2 separate regions of the Homo sapiens genome follow, and region 2 is linked to region 1. A link is a loop called in an ENCODE intact Hi-C map of the cell type or tissue named here. Cell type or tissue: dorsolateral prefrontal cortex. All regions are shown on one strand.

Region 1 (2,500 bases):
TTTATCGAGCAATTACTATTTGCAAGTCTTAATTGTAGGCTCCCATTGGACTCAAGGTATATACAATCTTTTCAGTTTAATAAGTAGGCAGGTTAGGTTGATTATTTGATCAGTATCACTCAAATGTCTATTATGAGCTAGGCACTATTCCAGGCCCTGGAGATACAATGTTTACTACAACAGGGTCCTGGTTCTCTAGAATTGGAATCTACTATTAATAATTCCCCAAAGGAGGCACCACCTTATGCATACTATTTATTTGGCTGATTATGATGTGACAGTACTCTAAATATCTGTGGAAAGAAAAATAACCTTGTAGTATGTTTCAATTCAAATACTATCAAAGAGATCATGAGCTCTGGAGAAAACTACATTTCAGAGGAAGATGAATGAGTTTAATGGAAGTATGTTACATATTAGAAATCTCTAAAGCCTGAGGTCAAAGCATGAGAACAAGTTCTTTACCCTGTTCATAGAACTGAAATAATATTCATTTGGGGCTGTGACTTGTAGCAATGTATGGAAATAAAGACAAGAGTATGCCTCTTTGATTTTTTTTAAAACTCTTTAAAGAGATTAAAAAAATTTTACTGCTTTAGATGATTTAGAGATCTAAATGGGAGTGTTAGATTCGCGAATTTGTACCAGTTTAAGTGTGGAAGGGTAAATGTTACAGAAATGATTGGAGAAGTCAGTGATCAGGTTGAGCTGTGATAATTTTGAGGTCAGAGGCAAATTGGGAGTTATGCCAACAAAGAGTTTTTCTTTAAATACACATGATTTTATATCTTGTCATCTCCTTTTTCAAGAGCCTCCAAATATACATCTCAGTTTCTCCATCCAACCCCTGCACCTGGCACATGGAAACAGATGGAAGAATTCAAAATCTCAGTTAAAGTTGCCTTTGAATGTATCATGAACTCCTGTTGTGAAGTCTTGTGAATTAGAAACACAGTACCAACACTCTGCCACCTTGTGGCTTCTGGAGTCATTGCAGCACATATAGAGGAAAATCAGCACCCAGTTCCAGTTTTACTGGAACAACATGTCTTAGGTTTTTTGGGCAGATACTTTATTTAAAGGAATATGTAGGGTTCGTGAGAATGCATTTCGGAGTTATCTTTCTAATATATATATATTTAATATAGTTATCATGTCATTGGCTATAATTCATTAGCCTGCCACAAAATAATGTTTTCCAAATTGCAGTTTTAAGGATCATGAAATCTTTGAACTAAAAGGGACCTCAAAGGTTACGCAGTTCAGTATTTGAATTCCTTTTATTATCATTCTAATAGGAGGGACTGAAGTGTGAGCTTAAACATCTCTAGGGCAGCTTAATTTTGCAAAGCTTACTATCCCAACTATCTTCGACAACATTTATTTGAAGATTTATACATTTAACTAATGTTGCTTGGATAAAGCTCAAATTTTTCCATATGAACCATGAGAAATTATGTAAGAGTCTTTTAAAGTTGCATTTTCCATATTTATTAGTTCAGCACCAAGTATATAATAGGCCCTCATTAAATAATAGCCCTGTTTGGTTTTCCTATATTTAAATTTTTAAGATGTAGGCTTATAGATTATTAACGTTGAAATAGCTCTATGTTCAATGATAAAATGCTTTCAATAAATACACTTCCAGCTTTCCACATTTACTTTTGTTCTTTTTAAAAATTATTTTCTCATTGCAAAAAAAAAAAAAGCGTCATCGAGAGCTTCCTATACTAGATGCTAGAAAAAAAGACACAGTAACTGCTCTTGAAATTTTTTATCTGTTGGGAAACAATTTATTTGAGTATAAAAGTTTCAGCTGCTTGATGGAGGTATGTGAAAAGTGCAGTAGGAGCCCAATGAAAAGCATCTTGGGCTGTTAATGCATTCATTTTCTATGCTGCGTAACACATTTCCACGAACAGTCCCTTGAAACAAACCATGTTTATTATTTCACAGTTTCCTTTGGTCAAGCCCAAGCACAGCATAGCAGGACTCTCTGCTTCATTGTCTCACTGGCTGGAATCCAGGGCTGCAGTCTTACAAGAGGCTAAGCCAAGGACAGATCTAATTCCAGCTTACTTGGATTGTTAACAGAATGTATTTCCTTGTGGGGGTATGGCTGAGAGCCTCAGCTTCTTATTGGCTGTTGGCTGGAAGATGCCTTAGCTACTAGAGTCTGCCCACAGTACCCTGCCATGCAGCCCTCTCCATAGGCAGTTCACAACATGGCTGTTGCTTCTTTAAGGCCAACATGAGAGTCTCTCTCCAATCTTCTAAGAAGTGTGTCTTATATAATGTAAGGTAATCATGGGCATGATATCCCATCTTTTTTGCCATTTAATGTAACCTAATAAAGAGGGTGACATCCCATCACCTTTGCTATATTATATTATTTAGATGCCAATCACCACTTCAACTCAAGGAGAAGGTACTAGGTAAATGCATGGACAGCAGGGAACAGAGAAATAAATATTAGGCGTCATCTTAGCTTGGGGTGTGT
Region 2 (2,500 bases), 550 kb after region 1:
ACTAAACTCAGTTAAAAGCTTAGACAAGTAGTCTCATTTCACTAATCTAAACATTTGCCCTAATGATTTCTTCATCAGGTTATTTATTTTACTCATAATTTCATTATAAACATTTTTCAAACATAAGGAAAAGTTTAAAAATGTTACAATGAACATCCGTGTACTTGTCACCTAGATTCCACTATTAACATTTTCCTATACTTTCTCTATCACATACCTACCCATCTATCCAATCATCAATCTATTTTGCTTTCTGTTCCTGTTTTAAAGTAGTTGCAAAATCAGTATACCTTTCATTTTTTTGAGGAATAAATCAAATGATTCATATAAAGCATCAAGCACAATATCTAGCACAGGGACAAATGTCAGAGTCCTAATCACTCTCTTCCCTCCATCTATATGTACTATATAGAGCTTCAGTGTTGTTGGACCCACTAAGAATGTCTATACGTGTGTTTATTCTGGGGAAAGGGGGAGATTTCGACAATAACCTTTTCATGAAAATTCTGTTGGCCTCTACGTTTAAAATGTATCCCCATTTCTCTCTAATCCACCCTCTTATTTAAAAAGCAAAACAAAACAAATAACCTTGAGTAGAAAAACACAAATGTAGGAAGACTTTAGAGTTGGAAAGGAGGCAACAAACTGGCTAGGAAAGGAAGGATACTGTAGTGAGTTCCCAGGACTTTTTCTTTCTTTTCTTTTTTTTTTTTTTTTTTTTTTTTGCTTGCTATGTATTTGGACAGAGCACTGGAGAACCTGCAGCCTGGAACCGCCAATAAGTACAGACAAAAACAGCCCCAAGTAAAACCTGCTCCCTTTAGATAAATGACTGGGAAAAACAGGTAGACTAATAGAACCGGAAAACTTTTGATAATACTGACCTACTCTAGCCAAACACCAAAGAAAAAACTGTCCCCTCAACCCTGCAGTGTCAGTAGTGCTATGCCGAGAGCTAGGTTTCTGGCTCTACCAGCGGCAGCCAGGAGAGGCAACTCTAAGATGGCCTTACACTTCTTCCACTAGGCTGTTGTTGGTAGACAGAACAAGAACTGAATTTCCATCCCCACCTGGCAGCAAATAGGCAGAACAAGGGGGTACGAGGTGATGCTAGTCGATACTCCACTTTCTAGTGGGGAGCTGAACTCGTACCCTTACCCAGCAGCAACAGGCTGAAATGAGGTGGCGTTAGTTGGCATTCCATTCCCCTACTCCTAATATTGATGGGAACCAGCAAGAAGCTTAACTTCCACCCCTGCACAGTGGCAATGAAGTAGGAGAAAGAGGAAATCAGTACTAGTTGGAAAACCACTCTGCCTGCCAGGATAGTATCAGCAGGGCCCTGTGAGGAGCTGAACTCCTACCCCCATGCAAAGGTAAGGAGAATAAGGTGGTTCAAGGCAGTGCTAGTCAGCACCCCATCTTCTCTCCCCGATTGGTGTTAGTGGATCCAAGCGCGGAGCTGAACTTCTACTCCCACCTAGTGGCAATGAGGTAGAATGAGGTGAATGCTCTGTGTCTCCCTCCCTGCTGTTCTGTGATCAAGGGGGAGCTGAACTGCCATGCCCACCCAGCTGCAAGAGGACTCTATTTTACATCAAAGGAATCATTTACAAATGTAAGTCAGGTCAATTCATTTCCTCACAGGCTCCCCATTTCTATCAGAGTAAAAGTCAAAGCTTTTAAAATGATCTACAAGGCCCTGCAGGATTAATGCACCGTTGTCTCTCTGATAGTGGTAGGCAGAGTTCTAAGAGGGACCCATGATATCTACCTCCTGGTGTTACTCCCACAGTTAAGTTCTTACATAAGAAAAGGGATTTTGCAAGTAATTAAGGTTACTAATCAGTTAAGATAGGAAAATTATCTGGGTGGGCCTGGCCTAATCACATAAACCCCTAAGAAGCAAAGAGTTATTCAGCTAGTTGGAGAAGAGGAAGTCAGAGCTTCCAAATGTGAAGAGGATTCAATGTGCCATTAGTTGCTTGAAGATAGAGAGAGCCATGGGGTGAGGAATGTGGATGGCCTATAGGAGCTGAGAGAGGCCCCAGTTGATGGCCAGCAAGGAAATGGGTACCTTATTCCTTATGATGGTTAATTTCATGTATCAGCTTGACTGAGTCATTGAGTGTCCAGCTATTTGGTTAAACATTTTCCTCAGTATGTCTGTGAGGGTGTTTCTGGATGAGATGAACATGCAAATCAATAGGCTGGGTAAAGCAGATTGTTTTCCCCAAGGGGTGTGATCCTCATCTAATCCACTGAAGGCCTGAATAGAATAAAAAAGCATTGAGAGGGTGAATTTGCTGCTTCTTCCTGACTGTCTTCAAGCTGGGACATCAGCAGTCTTCATCTGCCTTCAGGCTTAGCCTCAGCCTACAACTATTTAATATATATCACTGGCTCTCCTCGGTCTCCAATTTGCCAGCCACAAATCCTGGGCCTTATCAGCCTCCACAACTACATAAGCCAATTCCTTATGATGTATGTGTATATACTA

What was found. A loop is a pair of places that touch in the nucleus more often than their neighbours do. Peaks named below come from ENCODE experiments on the same cell type or tissue, not always from the same donor. Only the 100,000 strongest peaks of a DNase experiment are listed, where the experiment ranks them.
Region 2: a loop joins it to region 1, with 4 times the contacts of the local background. A loop is called at or near these places in 34 of 110 quality-filtered maps.

What each region holds. Positions count from the first base shown.
Region 1 is chr11:84,383,304-84,385,803 of GRCh38, reverse strand. The region is part of intron 7 of DLG2 (discs large MAGUK scaffold protein 2); the gene reads left to right. Among named protein-coding and RNA genes, the nearest start is that of DLG2-AS2, 750 kb to the right of the region's middle. In dorsolateral prefrontal cortex, CTCF peaks have their summits at 777 and 976 (motif pointing left); DNase peaks (open chromatin) are centred at 953 and 2,023; H3K27ac peaks cover 2,183 bases.
Region 2 is chr11:83,835,949-83,838,448 of GRCh38, reverse strand. All of the region lies in intron 16 of DLG2 (discs large MAGUK scaffold protein 2), which reads left to right. Among named protein-coding and RNA genes, the nearest start is that of DLG2-AS2, 200 kb to the right of the region's middle. In dorsolateral prefrontal cortex, CTCF peaks have their summits at 1,275 and 1,476 (motif pointing left); a DNase peak (open chromatin) is centred at 1,468; H3K27ac peaks cover 2,500 bases.